Regions from separate parts of the Homo sapiens genome. Here regions 1 and 2 are each linked to region 3. The links are chromatin loops, found by intact Hi-C in ENCODE. Cell type or tissue: heart right ventricle. All regions are shown on one strand. Links, peaks and the distances in the headings refer to the core of each region. The heading gives the core; the rest is flanking DNA.

Evidence for each region. Hi-C counts contacts between places; a loop is a spot of excess contacts. Peaks named below come from ENCODE experiments on the same cell type or tissue, not always from the same donor. Only the 100,000 strongest peaks of a DNase experiment are listed, where the experiment ranks them.
Region 1: it touches region 3 in a loop (4-fold over the local background); 31 of 110 quality-filtered maps call a loop at or near these places.
Region 2: it touches region 3 in a loop (6-fold over the local background); 4 of 110 quality-filtered maps call a loop at or near these places.

Annotation. Positions count from the first base shown.
Region 1 is chr11:22,775,700-22,783,943 of GRCh38, forward strand. All of the region lies in intron 7 of GAS2 (growth arrest specific 2), which reads left to right. Among named protein-coding and RNA genes, the nearest start is that of LINC02718, 50 kb to the right of the region's middle. RefSeq lists enhancers at 5,523-5,572, 5,603-5,652. In heart right ventricle, for the core only: a CTCF peak has its summit at 3,064; no DNase peak of the experiment used is centred there.
Region 2 is chr11:22,330,680-22,338,923 of GRCh38, forward strand. SLC17A6-DT (SLC17A6 divergent transcript) reads right to left here and starts at 7,543. Exons shown (of 4, transcript NR_186351.1): 1 at 7,316-7,543. It overlaps SLC17A6 (solute carrier family 17 member 6), which reads left to right and starts at 7,702. Exons shown (of 12, transcript NM_020346.3): 1 at 7,702-7,940. The coding sequence starts at 7,855. In heart right ventricle, for the core only: a CTCF peak has its summit at 3,575 (motif pointing right); no DNase peak of the experiment used is centred there; H3K27me3 peaks cover 648 bases.
Region 3 is chr11:22,662,130-22,670,373 of GRCh38, forward strand. GAS2 (growth arrest specific 2) reads left to right here and starts at 4,482. Exons shown (of 8, transcript NM_001143830.3): 1 at 4,482-4,770. RefSeq lists a silencer at 4,562-4,721. In heart right ventricle, for the core only: a CTCF peak has its summit at 4,732; a DNase peak (open chromatin) is centred at 4,752; H3K4me3 peaks cover 2,338 bases; H3K27ac peaks cover 2,831 bases.

The DNA of each region.
Region 1 (8,244 bases), core at 1,056-6,055, 110 kb after region 3:
TCAATTGACAAGAGTCAAATAAATTAATAAAAAGCACAGACTAGTGCTCCTATCAACAAGTTTTTAGAAATTTGTTACCCTAAGCTCTTATTCTCCAGATGTTATTCAGATTCTCAGTTCCAGGTCTGCCTAGTAATTTAGTACATGGCTTGTTTAGCATAGAAGAACTGTAAAAAATATAGAGCTCTGCCCACAATAAGCCTTTCATAGAGACTAAGACATTATATTAAAACTGTTCCTTGGGCCAAGATCCTTCCAGAGCATTCTTTGGCCATTTACAAATTTCTTTACATGAGTTCATTACAAATATACCCAGAAAGCATTGATTCCAGATGTACGGCTGAGTTAAGAGTTTTGGGTACGCGTTAACACAATTTATTTACCTTGTATTGTGCCTGTTGATTTTCAGTAGCAGAGAGTAAGTACCTACTATGTGCCTGGAACTGGTGTCATGAATTGAGCAGTGAACAAAATAGTCAGGTTTTTATGTTCTGGGAGTGGGAAGACAGGAATAAATATAAAGACCAAGGGGGCCAGATATAACTGTTTTAGGCTTTGTGGGGTGTATGGTTTCTGTTACAACTACTCACTTCTATTGTTTTAGCAATGAATTTGCGTGGTGGCTGTGTTCCAATAACACTGTACTTACAAAAATAGGTATGGGCCAGATTTGTTCTATAAACCATATAGTTTGCTGACCCCTGACATTGATCACTAAATAAGGAAGTTCATCTTATCTACTAATAAGAAAGAAAATAGAACAGGATAATATGGAAGGCAGTAGTTGTGGCAGCTTCGGCCAGAGTGATTGGGCAAGAGTTTTTTGTGATTGAGTTAAATCAGTGTCCGAGTGATTAAAGAGCAAGTTGTCAATATCATCTATTTATCATCTATTTACCTTTCTGTTAAAATTTTATATAAAGCTAAGAAAATTAAGTTACATATTATACATTTATAGGAGGTAGGAACCATATAGAACATGCTGACATGTACCTGGACTCAACAATTGTTGCCCTGTAGTTGAAGAGAGTTTCAGAAAATATCTTTCTCAAAAGTTCCAGCCTTCTTTAATTCATACTTTCCTCTGAATTTCTATGGCATTTATTAAATGATGAGATTCACTTAGCCTTGAGAAAATGTAACATTGGTTAGTGTATGTTTTTTGTATGCTGACCTGAAGTGTGTGGACAGTGTTATATGTTAGTTTCTAAACTGGCCTCTCAGCTTGGCATTCTTCTGTAGCTGGCATGTCATAACTATTGAATTACCATTTTATGAGGATCAGGAAAGTTAAAAGAGAGTGCAGCTAGGAGTCCAACAGGAGGTGGCTCAGATTGATAATTTGCTTTCACAATGCATAAAAACTTCCTATATGGAAAACATTAGCTGAAGGAAAAGGAGAGGCGTACTTGTGAATCTCAAGTGATCTCTCTAAGATTTGTAAGACGAGTTGTTTTATGTGTACTGTAGTTGTTGTTAAATCCTAAGCCATACAACAAATTAAAGAGTACAAGTTTATCAACAATACTCTGTGCCATTTGGCTCCCTTGGTTGATGCATGTGGAATAATCTGTCAGACAATAGGCATTACCTCTTGTATATAAGGAACTGGATAGAAGCCATGGCTTCAGACCTCAACGATCAGTTTAAGAAAGACTCAAGAGTTAATTACACAAATAAAATAAGACAAAATGAAAAGTTCCATGAAGCAGCATTATTTAGAGTACATATTCATTCAACAAAATTTTGCTGAGTACTTATAATGAGCTGGGTATTTTTCTAGACACTGATGAATTGTGACAAGTAGGATCAATATGATATAGATTTATCTGGAAAGCTTTCAAAGAGAAGGTAGAAATTCACCAGTGTCCTGAGAAGTATGTGGGATTTTAATTTGAGAGCACCATTTTAAAGGGTAAGCATGGCAGAGGAATAGGAAGAACTCAAGGGCTCTTCAAACAATGAATACAGTTAGTTTGATTGGAGATTATGTAGAGAATTCCAGCAGGAATAATGTAAGAAAGGTAGGTTGGGGGCAATTGTTGGAGGGCCTTGATAAATCCAAAAACTTTGGCATTTTAACCTGAAGGCATTACACGGCAATTGGAGATACTGAGCAATAGCATGGTACATTGAAGTTTAAGCCAATTAATCTGGCAGAGGTTTGTATATACAATTGTAGGTGGAGCAGAAAGAAACCAAAGGCAATTCTGCCAATTAGGAGGCTATTTCAGTTGTTCATATGCTATGTGCATTCACAAAAATGGTAGAGAGAATGGGAAAATGATGAACAATGTTAGTGGTATTTTGGGGGTAGACTTAATTGGCTATTAATGGAATAGAGGGAAGAGGCGAAGAAGAAACTAGAATTTTGAAAATAATGATTTCTTAAAACAAATTACTCCTCCCCTAGAAAAAAATTTAGTTGAAAAGTAATCTTTCCAGCTTAAAAGAGTTTTCTCAGGTCAAATGATTCTGCTGTCCACTTGCTATATAACCTTGATCAAGTTATTTAAAATCTCTGTGACTCATCTATAATGTGAATTATAATGCTACTCAGTTTTAGAGGGCTGATTATTCATTCAGCCGATATTCCATAAATTATTGTCTAGCTCCTGGGAATAGGGTGGTGAATGAGACAAGGTCCCTGCTGTTAAGGAGTATATTTTCTGATGGAGACAGATTCTTTCTCAGTAAGCAAATATACAGGTAATTTTGAGTTCTAATAAATGTTAGAAGGAAACATTTGATTCAATGTAGAATAATAGGGTTCAGGAGGGGTTACTTTGGGTAAAGCTTGAAGAGATGGCCTCTCCAAGGAAGTGATATTTGAAGTGAGATGTAAATGATGAGAAGGAGCCAGGCTTGCGAAGAGCGGGAAAAGCAGTTTAGAGGTAACAGGAAGAGCAAGTGCAAAAGTTGGCTTATTTGAGGAGCAGTATAGCAGATTTTTTAGGAAATGCACACCTACAAATGTAATACTTAATTGTCAGTCTGTAGGTAGAAATCATAGCAGATTTAAAAGGGTCACATGCCCTCTAGTGTCCTCTATGCCTTATTTAATCCTGTTAATAGGCTTTTCCAAGTGCCATGAAGAATGTTGAAACTGTGTATGTGTGCATTTGTTCTGTGAAATGCATTAATATTTCTTTATGTAGGAAACAGAATTCTGAGAAGGCAGCTTCTGTTGAAGGGGGATATATTTATTTATTTTTGTAAATGAGAAGGAATGGAAACAGAGGGGAACAAGAAGTGTTCTGTTGAAAGGGATGACTTGCATATTTTAGTTTGGTCTGTTCATTCTTACATAAACTAGGGCAAAACAATGATCCCATTAAGTTTTTTGTTTTTTTTTTTTTCTCTTCAGTGTTTTTCTTTTTTGGGTTTAAAATAAAGGAAAAAAAATAGAATCAGGGAATACTTTGATTCTGTTGTGTGGGTTGAAATTCTATCTCTCCACCCACAAAAAAATTCTGAAAAATGGGTCTTGGAATTTTTTTCTTCATGAGTCCTAGTCATCGCCCTCATTTTGTGCCCATCTCCCTAGTTTTGGAGATGATGGAGAGACAATAGAGAATAGAGTGAAAATGTGGGGATGGTGCCCACCTCCACACCTATGTCTGAGTTCTTGTTTGTTCTGTAGCCATATTGGTCTTCCCTTCTTTCAACACAGTGTGTTGTTTCTTGTTCAAGGGCCTTTTGAAATACAATGCCTCAGCTGGGCGTGGTGGCTCACGCCTGTAATCCCAGCACTTTGGGAGGCCAAGGCAGGCACATCACTTGAGGTCAGGAGATCCAGACCAGTCTGGCCAACATGGTGAAACCCCATCTCTACTAAAAATATAAAAATTAGTCAGGTGTGGTGGCATGCACCTGTAATCCCAGCTACTTGGGAGGCTGAGACAGGAAAATTGCTTGAACCTGGGAGGTGGAGGTTGCTGTAAGCCAAGATCGTGCCACTGCAGTCCAGCCTGGGCAACAAAGAGTGAAACTCCGTGTCAAAAAACAAAAAACAAAAAAAAAAACCAAACAAACAAAAAGAAAGCATTACAGTAACTCTTTCTGGAATGTACCTCCTTTCTCTATCCATTTTCTAACATCTCATTTTAATTTTTTTTAGTGGTTACTCCCAATGTCCTGTCCTACAACCAACCAACCTTCCTCCCCAAATTAGGCCACTGTTAGATTAGGTCTCCCTTTTAAGGGATACTGATCCCAAGCACCCTGTAATTTTCTTTCATGACATTCATGATGTCATAATCTTTGCTGTGTTTTCTTCCATTCTTTACGCTTTTGACCTTAAGAGTTGACTCGGAGTTGATTGTTGCTCTCTTCCCAGTGTGGTGTACTCTCTAGTACATTGCGTAGTATATACGAGTTGCTTAATATTTATTTATCAAATGAATTGAGCTAAAACAAACAGGTACTGTTTAGACATAATACAGGATTTTGGGAAGTTGGGGAACTCTGAAAAATAGAAAAGTAATTTCACTAGCTAGGGTTGAGATTAGCTATGAGGGCTGGACGTGGCTCATGCCTGTAATCCAAGCACTTTGGAAGGCTGAGGCAGGTGGATCACGAGGTCAGGAGATCGAGACCATCCTGGCCAACATGGAGAAACCCCGTCTCTACTAAAAATACAAAAATCAGCCAGACGTGGCGGCATGCACTTGTAGTCCCAGCTACTCAGAAGCCAGAGGCAGGAGAATTGCTTGAACCTGGGAGGCAGAGGCTGCAGTGAGCCGAAATCGTGCCACTGCACTCCAGCCTGGGCAACAGAGCAGAACCACCTTGGACCATATGTGTCTGAGACCTACCACTGTCTCTCTTTCTGGGCAACAGAGCAAGACTCTGTCTCAAAAAAAAAAAAAAAAAAAGATTGTAAGATTTTTCTATTAGTAGCAGAAACCAATCAAGCAGTAGTTACTTAAAGAAGGTAAAAGATTGCTTCTTCATCATAAAATTCCAGAGTGGTTTGATGACTCTGCTCCTTGAAGTCCCCACAGACTCAGTTACTCCAGCTCAATACTTTGCCATCACTGGTGGTAGGTCTCAGACACATATGGTCCAAGGTGGTTCTGTGTCTCAGGCAAAAAAATGGAGAAAAAGATGGCTTTTATAAGGAATAGAATGTTTTTCTGATGAAATGTATTGATTTGGAAACAGCTTAATCCTAGATTCAGGATTAAATTCAATCAGCCTTCTATGTCTGTAAATTTCAAAAAGTATGATAAAGTAAATGTGGTTCATAAATTTTAAAAAGATAATCACAGCATCTTGACCATTTACAAAGCAAAGCATTCTGAATTAGGGCATTTGACCTCATAACATCCCCCCAGACTAGATAGATTAAGAGGTGAGAACCTGAGAAAAAAAGCAGATCAGAGTAGAGGCAGACAATTTGCTTAATTACTGCAGCAAAACCGGAAGTTGCAGAGTGGCAGAGTCTGCTGTCCTTTGGCAAACAAGGGACAGCCCACACACACTACAGACATCCTGTGGTCCACACTCTATGGTCACTTAGCAACCAAGAGGAGATTTCTTTGTATTCTGAGCTATTCACTGAGGTGGGGATGGGGGGTCTCCTAGAAGGCCCTTCAGAACTAGGCCACGTGGAGAGTTAGATTAAATGAAACTCAAGGGTATTATGGCTTTTCTCACAGAATATCTATTTCCTGACATGTTCCCGCCTCTGCTACTGAAGCAGGTCATGTATGAGTGCAGCTGCCACTCAGCCTGATTCAGACTTTTCATTCACAGGTTTAATTAAAATTTCTAGCAAGCACCATCTATCATTTCTCTTTTGTAATTTTTCTCTCTGAGAGAAACAAGTTCAGTGCTCATGATCTCTTGCATGGTTATGGTGCCTTTCTTTCTATAGGAAGAGATTAGTAACCTCTTTAACAACTTATAGATTTTCACTGGGAACCTTGATTGAAAGAAAATCATAATTGTTAGTCTGTGTTTGGAGCTAAAGATAATGTGGGTAAACTCCCTGAGGTTTATTATGGTACTCGGTGTAACACATTATAAGGTCCAAAAAATATTATATTTTTTGGAATTGTTTTTTATGATACTGTAATGTAACAAAGCAGTTCCCCTCTAGGACTGTCTAGATCCCTGGGTCTTGTGCTTATAAAAATTGGGATTCATAGGCTAATTTCAGTGTTTTAGAAAGACAATGGAACTTGAACCTTTACCAATGGCTATGTTGCATGGACTCACCAGATACCATGCTTTCGGCCAAATTAATATAAAAATTGTTTCTTTATACTAATCAGTTGATGGTCTGCATTTCATGTATATGTTTTTTATTAGTTAAAATGGGGACCAAGTTATTTACTAATGAATAACATTTGCTGATAAAGTCTTTCAGCACTGTGTGTGTGAAAAATAATGCAAATATTGGAAGGAATTGTAAGATGGAACCCTGGTACTGACTGTTTTGTCACTTTGAGTAAGTTATGCAACTATTGTGGGAATGAATTCCCTCATCTATATAAAGGGGATTAATAGTATTAATTAGACAGATTTGTTGTGAGAGCTAGAGAGGACAGCCTCTTAATGATGGAGAGTTATCATCAGCAACAGAAGCAGTAGTAGCATCATTATCATTATTTTTCTTTCGAAACCAGAAGTTTAAAAGAAAAATAAAGTTAAGGGGTTCCTTAGTTGTGAACCAATTGGAAAGTACTGTGTTTTTTCTTTCTTTTTCAACTTTTATTTTAGAATCAGAGAGTATATGTGTAGGTTTGTTACAAAGCTATATTGCCCAGTGCTGAGGTTGGGGTATGACTTGAACCCATCATCCAGGTAGTAAGCATAGTATCCAACAGGGAGTTTTTCAGCTCTTGCCCCCACATCCTTTTCCCCTCTAGTAGTCCCCAGTGTCTATTGTTCTCATCTTTATGTCCACATGTACCCAGAATTTAGCTCTCCCTTATAAGTGAGAAAATACAGTACGTTGTTTTCTATTCCTGTGTTAGTTAGGTTAGGGTAATGGCCTCCAGCTGCATCCATGTTGCTGCAAAAAAAAAAAAAATAATAATAATAATGTGATTTTGTTCTTTTTTTTTTTTTTTTTTGGCCGTATAGTGTCTACGTACCATGGTATATATGTACCATATTTTCTTTATCCAATCTACAACTGATGGCCACCTAGGTTGATTCCACGTCTTTGCTCTTGTGAATAGTGCTGCAATGAACATACACATGCATGTGTTCCTTTGGTAGAATGATTTATTTTCCTTTAGGTACATACCCAGTCTTGGGATTGCTGGGTCAAATAGTGGTTCAATTCTTAGTTCATTGAGAAATCTCCAAACTGGTCTTTACAGAGGCTGGACTAATTTACATACCTCACCAACAGTGTGTAAATGTCCCCTTTTCTCTGCAGGCTTGCCAACGTCCTTTTCTTTTTGACATAACAAAGCCATTCTGACTGGTACAAGATAGCATCTCATTGTGGCTTTGATTTGTATTTCTCTGATGATTAGTGATGATGAGCATTTTTTCATGTTTGTTAGCCATTGTTTGTCTTCTTTTGAGAGGTGTCTATTCATGTCTTTTGTTCACTTTTTAATGGGGCTATTTGTTTTTTGCCTGTTGAATTCTTTAAGTTCTTTATAGATTCTGGATATCACACTTTTATCAGAGGCATAACTTGTGAATGTTTTCTCCCATTCTGTAGCATGTCTGTTTACTTCCTTGATAGTTTCTCTTCTTTCGTAGAAGCTCTTTAGTTTAATTTGGTTCCACTTATCAATTTTCGCTTTTATTGCAATGCTCTTGAGGACTTAGCCATAATTTCTTTGCAAAGGCTCCTTATGACTTGCCATATGCTTTTCGTTCCTGTTACCCCACTCCCCAGGCCAAGTTTTCCAGTGACTTTTGAAGTAGTTTGTACAACTGCATAGGGCCTCACTCTGGCCCTTTAAGGATCCCACTTACTTACTTTTTTTGAGTTAGCACCCCTTTGGGAGGAGGGGAAATTCTTCCTTTGCCATTTGTGAGTTTTTACTCCAATCCCCATGTCAAGAAGGATATTTCCTAGGTTTTCTTGTAGGATTTTTACAGTTTGAGACATATTTAAGTCTTTAATCCACCTTGGGTGTTTTTTTGTATATGTGTAAGGAAGGAGTCCAGTTTCGTTCTTCTGTGTATGCTTAGCCAGCCATCCAAGCAGCGTTTATTGAATTAGCGTCTTTTCCCCATTGCTTACTTTTGGCAAGTTTGTCAAAGATC
Region 2 (8,244 bases), core at 1,543-6,542, 330 kb before region 3:
TCTACTCACAAATAAGTGTGTTAATTTTTTTCCTAATGTTTGGTGTTATAACAGAGATGAAATAGGAGAGTGGGCTAAGGATAAAGCAAATATCCTTATTATAAATCAAATGAACCCACAGAAGCAATTTCCCAATATTATTTGAGTTACGATTTTCATATTGATTTAAGCAAAAGACCTGTGTTCTAATTCCAGCCCTTGTGTACCATCTGTGTGTATATGGGTAATTTTCCCCACCCCTGAATGAGTTGAAAGCTTCATCATTATATGGGGAAGAATAGTAATTTTAAAAAATATTTTATCAGCTAACACACAGACTATTGCAATGGTCATCTTCTGAACTAAAACCCCTGCCTCCATCTCTCTACCCAATTTATCACATAGTTGCCTGATTAAACTTCTAAGAATGTTACTGTCCTTGAGCAAATTATTTATTTGCTTATACATTTTTAAAAAACTTTTCAATTGACCATAAGAAAAGTTTTACATTCTTAGTTAAAAATCTGAGTTCTCTGAGAGCAAGATCTGTGACTTACTTATCTCTGTTTCTCTGGTACTCAACAAAGACCGGGCACATAGTCATAACTTAGAAATGTTAAATAAAAATTTAATTTAACCCTAAAATTCAAGGCTTTCTTTTGTCTGGGCCTATTCTTTCTTTCTAATACTTTGGTTTAGAATTACTCTTACATGATTCTTTCCTCTTTCCAGTGTTTTAACTTTGTATTCTAAACTTTGATTCTGTTTATCCATCCTTCTTCCATTCATTTATCCATCTATCAAATATCTAAAGGATGATATATCAAGATGTTCGCATTTGCAAGCAGTAGATATCTTAACTCAAACTGGCTGAAATATTAACAGAAAAATGTCATTGGCTGAAAAATTTGAAAAGTCAGTCTAGTTAGCAGGACTTAGTGTCGTTTGATCAGACCTCTGACTCTGTTTCTCCATAAGGAACGAATTGAATGAATTAGCACTCAATATCAAAAGAGCTGCAATGAGTGAACAAACACTCTTCATGCTATGCAATAAGATCTGCCCAGTATGCTTCTCACCACAGTATAATGGTGTCTTTACCATTATTATAAGTCCACAAGCAGGCACAAAAGAATAAGTGGTGGCACGCTTTTTCAGTGATTTATCAGCAACCTTTTCTTCTTTGTACTAGGAAAAAAGGCCACATACAATGTTAATATCATGGGAAGCATGTTTACCCACTGATTTTCAAATGATTTAAGTCAATGTTGTAGGTCTGCCTTTTAACTCAAATAAATATTTTTCGTTTTTACCACTAGCGGGCAGCAGTTAGGAAATATTAATAGTGACTACTATTGTATATATTTTTTTACCTCTTCAAAATTATAATTAGCTTGTGCTTACAGCGGTGAAATATTCTGGATCTTTTATGTTCTGTTCTATTCCAAAACTATGTATTTAGATTTTTTGCTTTGGAAAATTTTACCCTAAATGTTATAGAAGTAGAAACCATCCCACCCTCTGCCTCTAGTAGAGTAAGTAACTTAGAAAATAGTGTGAAATTAAACAGAAACTTCCTAGATGCTAATAGCCAAGTGGGAAATTTCAATAATATTAGAAGCCTTCCTTCAAAGAAGATGGTATTTTACCATTTGTGACAACAAAATGTATGGCAGCCAAAGGAAGAGAATCAGTAATCTAGGATGGTAAAGGCAAAATAGGATCCCTATGGGACCTAGATAGACATTTCAATTAGGTATGTTTTGTCATGTCATTCAATTTATTTATTTATCTGTAAAACACCGTACGTCCTGGTGGTCTCTGCCTTGATCTCCTTCATACTGAAGTGTATATTTATTTTACTTCCTTTACAGATTTGCAGTTCTTTTCTATTCTTAGATTTTTCTCAAACTTTCTGTATACAATTAAAACTTTTACTTTAAGAATTTTTTTTAGAGTTGAAGACACTGATGCTTTCAAAGTCTTTCTGTAATTTATCATGTTGCTCTACGTGTATAGTGTGGAATTCAAAGTTAGAAATATTTTTCTGGCATTAGAGGAGCAGCATTTGTTCTCCATTCACTTTAAAATCTTAATTTTCCCAAGGCACAATGGCCTGTAGTGAATTAAGGCTATTTTCTCCCATTAATGCAGAAATAAAAGGGTAGAATAAGATGTATACACTTTTCTCATTGTAAATTATAAATACAGAGTAGATGCACAGAGAAAAGGAAACATTGCATATATGACTACATACATGTGTTTTTGGTAATTAAAATATATGTTTGAGGTAACAATATAGGCTTATTTAATACTTCCTGCTTCCAGTTTTTTAATCAGACAGTTCACAGAGAAGTCAAAAGACGTCTTACACCAGGCCACTAAATATAGCAGTGTAAAGTATTGGGCTATGTGCACAGATTGTCGTTTTTAAGACAAACTGAATTATTTCTTCTCTTTCCAGCTCTAAGGAAATTATATAATGATAATTTCTTAGAAATTGTCTCTGAGGCTAACACTGCAAAGTAAAATCAAATAAAGCTGAACTAAAAATTGTCTGCTTAAAAACCCTTGGTAAGAAAAAAGTCACAGATGAATTCTAGGGCTTATTTGTATAGCTTCGAACTGAAAGAAGTGTGTAATTATTAGGCTGAACATTTACTTAGGAATTCAAAGTCAAATAAAGCCATACTGTAAAAAAGCTTTTCAAAGCAGTTTTGTCTTTAGGAATGTCCACTCTCTACATATAATATAAAAAGCTATAAAACTGTATTGAGTCCATTTATTTACTATATCCCAGAAAAGGGCCTAGCCAACAGTAGATAAAAATACCTATTGAGTGAATATTTTTTGAAATAATAAACTGAAGATGTTGCATTCAAAATAGCCTCAGAAACAGTCACCTTAAGGTTCGTTTTTCTCTTTTTGAGGTGGGGTCTGGGTATATTTCCCAGATGCACTTCAAACTTCTGGGTTCCAGCAATCCTCCCACTTCTGCCTTCCTAGTAACTGGGACTACAGATGCACACCACCACCTTGAGGTATGTACTTGAGGTATTTCTTAAAAATCAGTTTGCCTTAAAAATACCACAGAAATAGTTTTTGAATGATCTTAAATAGAATGCCTTTAAAACATGTTTGTATTTTTGGTAATAGGGAGCAAAACATCAAATTTATGTTACTATTTCAAAATATTTATAAAATTATCACAATTTATTCTATTGTATATCATTTTTACCTATGTGATTACCACACCATTACTAAATCTTAATACAGTGAAGTTTCCTTTAGTACTAGTTTTTTGGTTAACTGGGGGATTCTCAATCAACTTATTTCTAAATACATTTAGTACTAAGACAACTGCAAATGTGTTGCCCACAAAAAAGACTTTATAGTTTCAGATGTAGATTTAATTTAACAAATATCCAAAAGAAGAAAGAAGAAAGAAAGAGAGAAAGAAAGAAAGAAAGAAAGAAAGAAAGAAAGAAAGAAAGAGAAAGAAAGAAGAAAGAGAGAGAAAACAGTAGGTGTAATTGCATAATTAAGGACCACAATTGTCTCTAAAATATTAACATATCCTTCCACCAGAGGGCAACATTTGCAAGACATTTAAATGATTACTCAAAAGTATTTCCTCCCACAGGGATATAAACAAATAGAAACCTATTACATTGCTGTTGGCTAATACCTTATGTACATCTTGAAAAATAGTATGGATACAATTATTTAAACAATTGCTTATAAAACTCAGTGTATACATATAGTGAAACAACAAATAAGGTAACTCTTCTTTAAATATGTAAAAAGAACTTTCAGAAAGCACATTTCTACATATTAGTATTTTTTCAGTTTATTATTAATCATTTAACTCAAATATAATAAAAAAAACTTAGGATGGGAGAAACAAAAGAAAATAAGTTTTACATCTTTTTACATCTAAAGACTTTTCATCTAAAGTCATGAAAAGGCATAAAATTTTACAAGCAGAAAGGATAATAGAAACCACACGATACAAGCCTTCATTTGTGCCAGTAAGCAAACTGGCTTATTAGTGTTCGATGATTGATACAAAATTGCAGAGATGATAATCAGTGGAACCAGGACCCAAACTCAGGTAAACTGATTTCACATTTCATACTCCGAGATGTTGATGTTCAAAATGTGATCCTTAGGCAAGCAGTTGTAGAAACGTGTTACAGTGGTTGAATCTTGGGCACCACTCTAGACCTATTGAATCAGAATCTGTATTTTAACAAGACCTTAAACTGTGAGAAACTCCTCTAACCTGAGCTGTTTTCTCATCACCAGTTACATGACTTCAGGTAATTACTAAATCTCACTTTCCTCCTCAATAACATGGGAATACAACTATTTTAGTTTAAGGAATAATTATAAGGAATAAATACGTTTATCATGTAAATAAAAGCTACTCATAAATTGTAATATTGCACACATATTATATTAGTTATATTCAGTGAAAACTTCTCCTTTTATTGTTAACAGTTCTTGACAAGAGGGACAATTCTTCCCCTAGAAGAAAAGTGGTCTAATAATGCAATTCAGGACTTGTTATAATTGGATGTAAGTTATTGGGGATAAAGGAGGGTGTCAAGAGAAAGGAAGCCTTTTCTGATATGCTTAAATTAATATCTTACATATAACTACTAGTGTTTCTTTGCATAAAGATAAATCTGATGAATTTAGGGCTGCAAAAGTACACGTTCAGCGTTTGCAATTTGTGTCCACTCATGAAGAAAATCTGTTGGGTTAGCAAATGGTGTCTGAATATATGTTTCTTACACTGGGAGCAGCTATGGGTTTAAAGCCAGCCTAAATGACATTCTTCAGTCGCAGGTGGTCTAGTAACGTTTCTTGTAATTTTCCACACATAACATTTTTCATTGTTTATGAAAATACCATTAAATACACCCCTTCTGGCTAGGGTGCTATCCAAATACCACCACTCCACCCTGCCAAACTCCACTGGGCTGCCATCATCTTTATAGAACTACATTTCTTTTAACTATTAAGACAGACAAGAAAACATTGTCTCTTGAAATATATTCTGGACATTTTCACTCCCGGGCTGGGTTATTTAACTTGTGTAATTTCACCCATAATTGTTTGAAATTGTATTTTTGTGTCTATCTCCCAAGTAGCTTGTGAGATATTTCAGGGAGAATTCCCAGATCTAGTATTATTCTTGACACTCAATGAATATTTTTAGAATGAGTAAATCAATATTACCAGTTATTCTGATTCAGTTGCTCACCCTATTATCAAGAGAGTGGAAGAGAGAGGAGGATGACATTCATTTCAATAAAGGTGAATATAACTGTTTAAAAACAATGCTTTTGTGTTGGATTTATATTGCTTAGTGTCCCCTCATATTTGTGTATTGGAGACTTAGCTATCATGTTTACTGATGGTTTAGATAGATCTCTAGTCATTTGTGGTGCAACTTAAGCTGGAGTGCTTAGGAAAATCATTTACATATCATCACCCCAGCTTCACAAATATTTGTTGTAAATTCTATTTTTTTGTATAACTTCCCAGAATTCCAAAATCATTAATATCTCTAAATAAATATAATTTAATGAACTTAGTTATTAAAGATTTGAAAAATACAGATATTTTGAAAACACCTAGATAAGTCAAGTCCTGAATAGCTTGAATCTTTTAATCTTTTTCTTTTCTTTTTTTTTTTGCAAGGAAATAGTTTAATGAGGGTTTTTTTTTTGTCTCCTTATACTTGATCTTGAGAAATAGATAGTATTCTGAGGCATCCCATGGTTTTAGAGAAAAATTAAATTCACTGTTTTATTGAAGATACATATTTTAACACAAATTTATCAAAAAAGATAAAAATGTCTTCATTATCCTTTTCTTTATTATATTTCACAATGGAAATAATTTGACAACTATCAAACTTAATAATGGCAGATGGTTTTAGCTACTTTGACATTTTTTTCCAGCTATCCATTCAGTGAATACATAGCCATTATATCATTTGAACTATTCAGGTAATATTCTTATTTGATTCTCAATTTAGATCCATATTTTTGAGATTTTGTCTCAGGATCCTAAGTAAAATTGACTCCCTCTGTTGGCTTATGTGACATCCAAGGTTTTGACCTTGAAAATGTGGTTCAAGGCCAGTCTGTTCTGTAAGCATTGGCCTGAATTGTACTTAAGAAGTTTGTGATTCATGTGAAAGAGATTAATAATTTACATTAATCTAGCAGTTTTCTTGCTTGCTTAATGAGATAAATTCATTGATGCTGTACCTGTATATATAAAGCCAAAACTCTTACATGAATGTCTTTCAAAATTTATGCTTTAGGAGAAGGACATACAAAGAAAAATAAAATAAGATTTGAATGGAATATATGTAAATTAAAATAAATCTTTTTAAAAATAAATCTTTAAATTATCAATTACAATTTGTTGGCAAGCACAAGGTATAGCCACATATTTCATCAGTATATTGGTATTTCAGTAGTGTATTGTAAATTAGTTAAATAAAGATGCTTAAAATTCCAAGGAATTTATATTAAATTAACTGTATTTTATTTAATCAACTTCACTGAGTTTATAGCTATTCTTTTTTCTTCTCTCCATACCTCCCACCTCTTTTTCTTTATCTCTCCTTTCCTCTATTCTTCATTCTCTCCCTTTCTTTCTTTCATCTTTTTCCTGTCAGGAGTTAAAACAAACACATGAACAATGTAATTATGTATTTTGTGTGCACATATTTTATATTCAAGGGAGCCTAGGTGTCTTGGAACACCACAAGCATAAGTTAAATATGTTGAAATCTTTCTTCCCTGCAATACTGGCATCAGCGTGCTGGACAAAACGTAGCAAACTAGAAGTAACTTGTGAATTTTTAATAAAGTTGTCTTCCCTAGCAGAGCTAAATGCACCATTCTCCCTGCAAACTCTGGAGATGATGACATCTTCCCAATGGTTTCCATAGCATCCGTTCCTGAAGAGCCCCCGTATGGTCCTTGGTCAGGGCGATCCGCCCAGCTCCCCTAGAAAGTTGGCAACCTAGCTAGCCAAAAGAAGAGTCCCCTATTCCTGAAACTTACTCTGTCCGTGGTGCTGAAACATTGTACCGAGACCCGCCCAGACGGGCGCTGTCAGCCGCTGAAAAAAAAAATCTTCCCCGAGGCTGCCCAAATCAGAACTGTGTATCTTTTATTTACTCACGTCCTCAAAGAGCAGCAAGCCTTCTCCATCTTAATTTGACTCTACCGCAGAGCAGACTTACGCTGGCGTGATGGGAGGAGATCATGGGCAGAGAGGAAAAACTAATAGCAGCATTGCTCACCTGAGACCTGAGATGCTCCCATGAGTTTTGAATATGCTCTGCTCCTTACAGCAAAGACACCATTTTTAAAAGTACCATTCTTTTGACTTTGCTGTTCCCAAGGCTTCTGTGATATTCCGGCCCCTCCGTTTAAAAGCCATCAGATTTGAGAGCAATAAGTCTTCAAAACCGGGAATTTACATTGTTTTTCAGCTGACCGACTTCCAGGAAAAGGACTCAACCGCATCTACCCAAATACCGTGGCACTGCTTGCGCTCTTTGCCACCGGATCCTCCCCTTCCAATGAGACTTTCTGATTGTGTCTACCAACTCTCCTATTAGGAAACCCGTGGGTTGCATGCAGCTATTCTGTTGTATTCTCATTCTCACTCTCCCTCCCTTCTCTCACTCTCACTCTTGCTGGAGGCGAGCCACTACCATTCTGCTGAGAAGGAAAAGCCCGCAACTACTTTAAGAGATTAAGACAATATGCGCAATCCTCGCCTTTCCTAGCAATCACTATTTAAATCTGGCAAGAACTGACAACAGTCTTTGCAAGAATGGAATCCGTAAAACAAAGGATTTTGGCCCCAGGAAAAGAGGGGCTAAAGAATTTTGCTGGAAAATCACTCGGCCAGATCTACAGGTAAGACAAAGCGAACACTTGCTTACCTGGGGCTCAGCATGAAAAAATCTGCAGGGCCGTTTCCGTAAACCCTGGTGGCTCAGAAAGATTGTAATATGATCGGAAAGTCTTTTTGTTGCCCATTGCTTGGAGCGGGGGTGCTCTGGAAACCTGCTTATTAATGCAGGAATGTTGCACTAAATGAACCTGTCTGGTGTGTGTGTGTGTGTGTGTGTGTGTGTGTGTGTGTGTGTTTGATTTTTGCTTTGGTGCCTGCAGAGTTTTTGTCCTTTACTACACAGGATTTATCTTCTTTACAGTTAAG
Region 3 (8,244 bases), core at 2,158-7,157:
ATTGCACTCTTGTTATATTGGCTATGATTAAACCTTGAGTCCAAATGAACCTAGGTTTTTAATGAAGTGACAAGTGACACAGACTGACCTCATTTATAAGCCTGGCACACAGGCAAGCATCTGTTTTAGTGAACTCTAGTTACATTTTACCAGATGAAATGCTGCTAGCTTGGGAGTGAAACTATCATTTGTAATGTTATTTTAACATTGCTTTTCTATTCTGGATTCTAAACTATTAAATTAGAGACAATATATAAAGATATAACCAATTAGTTGTATATTTTCTAAGACACCAGCTTCTAAAATAATCATTCATTTCTTTCAACAATTATTGAGTGTCTACTATATGTCTAATGATATTCTACATGCCAGAGATGTAGTGGTGGAAAAGACAAGAAAGGTTGTTGAAATAAACATATTTTACATTAAACATTTATATTATACTTGAGGTACTTGTGATTAAAGTAACATGACATAGACTTTTTTAAGATTTAGAAGCAAACTACAAGATAAAGAAAGAAAGAAAACTTAAAAAAAAAACACCTTCAACTTAGACAACAGACGTCACACCACAGAAGGTACTGCATAGGATATTTAAAACTAGATGAGGCAGGGTGTGGTGGCTCATGCCTCTAACCCAGAAACTTTGGAGGGTTGGGGTAGGGCATCATGTGAGGCCAGGAGTTTGAGACTAGCCTGGGCAACATAGTGGGACTGTGTCCCTGGGCAACATAGTGGGACCGTGTCTCTGCAAAAAAAAAAAAAATAAAAATAAAAAATTAGCCACAGTTGGTGGCTGTGTTAGTCTGTTTTCACTGTGCTATAAAGAACTACCTGAGACTGGGTCATTTATAAAGAAAAGAGGTTTAATTGACTCACAGTTCTGCATGGCTGGGGAGGCCTCAGGAAACTTACAATCATGGGGAAAGGCAAAGGGGCAGCACGGCATGTCTTACATGGCAGCAGGAGAGAGAGAAAGAGAGAGGGGAAGTGCCACCCTTTTAAAACCATTAGGTCTTGTGAGAACTCCCTCACTATCATGAGAACAGCATGCGGGAAACGGACCCCATGATCCAGTCACCTCCCACCAGGTCCCTCTCTCAACATTTGGGGATTACAATTCTAGATGAAATTTGAATGGGGACATAGAGCCAAACCATATCAGTGGTGCTCACTTGTGGTCCCACCTACCGTGACACTGAGATGGGAGGATAGCTAGAGCCTGAAGGTCAAGGCTGCAGTAAGCCATGGCAACGCCACTGCAATAGCCCTTCTCAAAAAAAAAAATAAAAAAATAAAAAATAAATGAATAAAAGTAGATAAGACAAATGGCATATTTCACAAAATGATTTTTAATCTATTTCTTATGTAAAAATTAGAAAACATATGCTTATACCTAACACAATTTGCCAGAAAAAAATGAGTCTTGCACAGGAGGGAATTAATATTTATGCTACTGTTGTGTTGTACTTAAAAAGTTTAAAGTTCTCCACTGAGAGTAAAGTAATAGATTTTTTAAATTGCATATTAGATGGAGAGTAAACCTTGAACTTTACATATGAAATTTCTTTGATTTATCCTTGTAGTTTTATATATGAATGGTGGTGAAAAGTAATAGCATTTATCGTTTAAAATTTCAGAAACAGTCTGTTTTTATTCGTAACACTATTTGTAATGACTATGCTAGGATTTATAAAATTTATTCTCTTTGCCTTATGACATTAAAAAACTATAATTCAAAATATGTCAATTGAAGGCCTTATATTATAGACTAAGATGCTAGGTTGGGAAAAATAAACATATTTGACCTCACTGAGGAAGTATGTCAACAAAATGTAAGTAAATGATTTAAGTTATTATTAAATATATGTCTTCATGTATTTTTTAATACCATTGCATGTCTTCATACTGCTTTCTGTATCATTATTCTCACTTGCTTCCCAAGCTGTCTTTTGTCATTTTTAACTGCTCCTTTGAAGCTGTTTAGGAATATAAGTCTTTCTTGGTCACTTCTGGAAATTTATTTTACCAAATTTAACCCAGTGGCTGTTTCCGTGTTATTTAATTTTTTCTCAAAGTGTCCTCTAACCTCAATCATTTATTGAAGGTTTGCTTCACTTTTCAGAGTGAGTACTACATATATTATTTTCATTTGGGAGAAGGACTAAGAGAGAAAAGGAGAGTTATCTACATAGGAGGGAAAAATAACGTGTTTTATTGATCATTTTTAAACTCAAAAAAGTATTTATTAGAGAAATGAGAAAATTCATGTTTGAGACAATGTTGAAAGTTTAGAATGTGGGACACACATAGTAATGCAGAAATTTCCCGTGTTAAAGTCCTCTAACTGTGATCACTTGAAAATAAAAACTAAACTGTTTAAATCTGGCTTGACTTCTTTTTAATGGTGTTAAGTTTCAAGGATGTATTTAAACATTTTTCATCTTATTGAAGTATTTGCTTCCTTTGCATTCACATTAGAGAAGCTATAGTTGCTTCAGTTGGACTACATTTTCCTAAGGTGAACAGTTTGGGTTGAGTCCACACTAAACTAAGAAAATACTTAGACAAAAGATTATCTTTGACAAATATATCAGTGAGTGATCAGAATATATAAATAGAAATATTGATTTTGAAAAACAAGATAAAAATCAAATGGGAATTTTTACATATGCTAAAAAAATTAAAATAAAAACACTGTATCCGTGTCTCTTCAGAAATCTTTTGTATTACTTCTCTTTTGTCACCAAAAAAAATATTCAGTACAACTCTTAGATGTTAATGAAAGAAAAAACACATTATTTATTTCTTCTCGTATTTTTCTTTTCGCTCTTTCTGAGAGACAGAGGATCTGACATAATGCAAAATTTAAGACAAAAAAAAAAATACCTGGAAGAAATGAGCATGGAGAGGGAGTAATTTTGAATGATTATGCTTTCCCAATTCCTCTGTAAGCCTCCTTTTTTTCCCCAAACTGTATTTAGCATTGTTCCTGAATCAACAAAAACATTGCCTTACTCTTAGCTTTTTATAACACCAATAATGAACAATGTGACAAGAATATTCATATCTGGGGAGAAATAGGATGTAAGATTTTGAAAGTTCAAGGTGCTAAATTTTTTGAACTCATTACATATTTGGATAATTCTTAAATTAGCATTTATTGGCTGATGATGTTTTGATCAGGAAAAATTATCAAGAACATTTGATTTTTTACTAAATTGTATGTGTTCAGACACTCAAAATTCTTTGTTGGGGCTCTAGGAATACTCAGATCTGATCACATTTTAAGAAATTTTATCATTCAGATTCGTTTACTAAAACTCATCAGTAATGAGTTCTGTATGTTTTGTTGTTATTTATGTTTATCCAAGCTGTTATGTTGACCTTTTAAAAATGCTGTTTCTCCTTAAAATTAAGAATAACTATTTTTCCCTTCTTTTAGAAAGCTAAGGAGGAAATGTGGACCTGATAGCTGCAAAAGCAAATTGAACTAAAATAAAAAGTTCGGAGTTCAAGGACTCCAAACTTTTCAATCGGTTTTCTCTTCTTCTTTATTAAATGTATTGCCACTAGAAGCAAATAACTGATGCAGTTTCTGCCAGATAATGGCAATAATAAAGGTGAAATGTGAATATTTTTTAAATTATATCTAAAATCATCCACATCATTTAGCTTGTGGATGTACAGGTAGTTTCTATTTGGGAGTGGGGCTAGGTAACTCATCATTATAAAAATGGTATCCAAGCAAGGATCACAATACCTGTACCACTGCCATTGTAAACATTGGATGGCAATATACATGAAACTGATGAACATGAGAACAAAACAAAATAAAAAGTGTAATACATTTTATTTATGCTCCATGGGAGGTGGTAACCTGTGGGGATCAGCACACTCAGCAAGCGGTCCCCGCGCATTAGAGGTGAATCAGACACTTGAACATCTGTCCACTTCATGGAAGACGTTTCATCTCAGAATACACGTACTAATAAACAACAGTTGGAGACAATTGTCTCTGACATTCAACATAATGCTGAGCTGAGGCTGAAAGAAGGAAGGGTGGAATTGTATTTCCTTTGGTAAAGCAAAAACAGCCGTGAGTACAGCCTCTTCTAAAAATCTGATATTTAAAGAGAATTGTAAGACATCAAAATGTTCAATTTGGAATGAAGAGTGGCCGAAGTTACTGGAAAGCTCGTGCCTCCGTCTGCAAAATCACTGGCCAGGAAAGCAAAAACTTTTCCAACACCCAATTTTAATATTGTGCTAAAGCTATTGACTCTGTTAAACCTCTAGAGTTAAATATGATCCCCTCCCCAGCCCCCACCTTTTCTCTCTTAGGTTAGTGTCTGGGGGACAAGGAGGGGGCTGGAGCTTGGCCCCAACCTCGGAATTGCTGCCAAGGGCTTGTAATACAATCTCTCCCCGTTTGAAGGGTAAATCAGTGTCAACTGCATTTGCGTCCACCAAAAAAAGTAAGCATTTTACTTCCGCTCGGTCTATGAGGACTGATGAAATGTAGGAAATCTGTTTCTGGCAGGGAGAAAAAATCGTTTTCCCAAACAGCACTAAAAGGAGCCATCAGAGAAGTATGAAGAGGGGTAGTGCGGCTGTAGCTGCTGCCGCTGCCGCCAGGCTGGTGGGGTGCGGGGAGCGGCTGCTGCAGGACCTGTGCCTGGAGGGGGCCGGCCCCGAGAAGCTGCAGGAGCCCAGCCCGGAGCCCAAGCGCCTCTGAGAGCCGCCAGCAGCCCAGCTCGGGACGCGGGGGTGAGCACGACTGGCTGGCCCAGTTCTGCGCCAACGCCGCCGCAGCGTGCGCGCACCGCAGCCGGGGCTCACGGGAGCCCCTGCCTGTCTACTGCACCCGGGGCGGCGGGGGAGGGGAGAGGTCATTAAAAAATAACCTCAGGAACGAGGCGGGGAAGAGTGAAGAGCCGCGGACAGTTGGACAGGCTCTTTCTCTAAGAGTGGGTATTCACTGCAGGGGGTGACTTTCTGATTCTCTGGAAACAACCATGTGTTCCTTATCCCTATTGCGGAACACCCCGGACAACCGCAGCACGTAAGCCCGCTGGGGTGGCTCTGCCAACCAGGGACAGAGTGAGGATTTTTAATGAACACATCGATTATAAATGCACACATATGCATTCGTGCACAAGAGTATCTGTAATGCATGCTCAGCATTGTCTGTTATGGTGGGGTGGGATAGAGCCAGAATGGTCTTAAAGGGCTGATCCTGAATGTTTTACTTGAGTCGTTGAGGCCAGGATGGGAGGAAAGAGCGCCACATGTGTGATCTGGGGTGATACTCACTGTGTCTGATGAGTTTGATGAAATTGAGTTTTATGTGAATAAACAAACGCTAGCCGATATATATCAACACACTTTGGGGAGATTTTGCGTGGTATCGTTCTTTTTGTTCAGTCCAAAGTTGAGACTGGAATCTGAAATTGTTTGGGGAACAAAGGAGGCAATTTTGCTTTGGAGACATTATTTATACTGGCAAAATTAAATTCTGTCAACTCAGTATGGTAAATTACCATTAACTTAGCCCAGGTATCCGAAGAAGTTTCCATTGTCTTGAATGAAGAGGGAGCAAAAGCGAGGGTTAACAGATTCTGTTTCTACATTCTAAAAACAATTGAGGTTGGGGGAGGGTTGTTAATTCTTTTCCCAGTTAACCTTTTTGAAATCACAGTCTTTACCCTCTCCATCTTCTTCATCTTCATCCTCTCACCTCCGTGATCTTCTTACAGTGAAGAGTTTGCAAAACTTTATTCTTATAAAATTATCTCCTCCAACCCTCTCCAACAAGGTTAGATCAGTTGTGTATGAGAGATCTTATGCCAAGGAAATAAGATCTGCTTGTGCACAGGAACACCCATTTGACATCCTAGTATTAAAATAAAGGCTTAGACAGTTTGGATGTACCAGCCTGGCAGAGGAAGTCCACTTTTCCTCCCCACGTATCCCCTGAGATTCACAGAGGCAAGGCAGAGAACAAGACCTGTGCTTCTTTACTCCAAACTCTTAGCAGTGTGGACACTGATTAACTGCAGCTGGGGTCTGATTTGCCCAGCCTGTCTTTGATATTGATCAATGAACTCCTTCTCAAGGAATGCTTTCCTCTAACTGCGGTGAAGGTGGTGGCTCTGGTGGTTCTCTCCAACATGGGTGTCTGGGTTTTGACTGCCTAAGAGAAGGTAAGGGACAGATGGATGAGGCATGGGACAGTGTGCCTTTGCAAAGCACATTGGAGACTTTGCACAGGGCTGCCTGAATGGTCCCTTACATGGAAAAGGTAGCTTGGATTTCAGCCTGAATGCTACTGAAGTTTGGGTTTATTTCATTACTTTATTGCTAAACACTATGCTGTGGTGTTATGGACTGTGCTTTACTGGGAAATAAGTTCACATGGCAAAAAAATATTTCACCAGGTGCAAAAGGTCATGTGATTGCCCTGGAATTTTTTAGCATCTTGGTTAGAAACTTCAGTTAAACCTCAAACTTTCGAGTATGGTGAAATACCTGGTCTTATATTAACCCTAAGTATGTTGTGTGTTACTTAGAAATCTTACTTCAAGACTGGAAGTCTGCATTGAAGACTCAGGGAAACTTTGGAAAACTAAGTTACCTTGGTTGAGAAGGCATGATGAGGCTGTAACTGTTTACAGAGAGACTTTTGTTTAAAACTGCAGGGCATGTTGTAAGGTTGGTTTGGTATCTTTGTGGTTTTGATATTAAGGTCCAAACAGGATCCAACTGTTTCTTTAAACCTGAGCAACTAGGAAGGTTTCCACTCAATGTTTTTTGACTAGAGAAATGAACTGGAGTAACAGTAGAAAATAATCTGCTGTCAAAATTAAGTAAGAGGCTTATGTAAGTTTCTGTATTAAATGTTTTCAGCATCAATACAATTAAAACTTTGCTAATTTTACTCCTTTATGTGAGACCATGTCACATATGTGTATATATTTCCACAGAATGTAGAACCCTGCTGGTTCTTAACTACATTATAGTTAACTAAAACAGAAATCTTTATATTAAAACAACAGAAAAGAATTTTCTCAACTTAGATAAAATTTTGATGTAAATCCTTAAATATTCTAGTTGTTAATATTGTTAACAATAGTCATTAGACTGTCATTAGACTGTCAGATGGTTTTCTATTTTAATTATGTTCCAAGCTAATCTGGTAGGGGTTAAAAAAACCTATGCTAAATTGTTTGGAAGGATGTTTTAGTATGATTTCTTTAAAACTTTAAAATATCCCTAACAACATGAAAATATAGAAAATCAATTCCCATTCAGGTTTTTTTAAATCATGATTTGAGAAGAAATTGTTATTTGTAACTACACCATCATTTCACCCAAGACAAATCAAGATGGGACTGTGGGATAAGAAAGAGATCTCTAAAAGAGAGTCAGCACTACACTAAATTAAGGATCACAAGAGCTGAGTAGGATACTTTTAATAATTATGACTAAACAGTCTTGTTACTGTGGGCAAAATATCCTCTTAGGCTACCAACCCCTTATTAATTACGAGGAGTTTGAATATATCGTTATTGTAAGGTTCCTTTCAATTTAAAGATTTTTATTATGGAATTAGATAAACTACCATTAAGTGTCATTTTGCTTTATGTTTGGTGCTTTTCAATTTGTGGATAAGTTGCTCTACTGAACCCAAGGTGGAGGTCCCATTACGAGGTCTGAAATTGCCTTTCTGTTGAAATTGTGGACTTTATTTTCTGATTAGACCTTTAGAGTAAGATTTTGTATCCATGACATTGGTTGAAAATGTATATTTTGTGAGATACTATTAATTAGCCAAAATGAATCACAAAAGAGTGAAGAACTCACAATGATGAAAGAGATATCTAGAACTTTCCTGGGTGGTTTATTCTTTGAGTTCAGCTAGGAAAATGGCATTTTCTCTTTCCAGATTTTGGAAGGGTATTCGATTTGGAGCACTGTTTATTTTTAATTTTAAAAGGTAACGTGATTGACCAATAAACTATTTCCTCAGTGTTTGACACCTGTAACACATGAAACTGAATAGATGTGGGGAACAATGCTGCAGATGACAGCAAAGATTACCTTTAGGGAGGAGACCTTTGACTGTGGGTTGATTAGGATTCATTGTTTTCAATGTTCACAGTTGAGTCTGTGTGTGTAGATGGGGTGGTGGTAGTGATGTCCTCTCACACTTACTTTGAGAGGTATATAGCATTTCCCTAT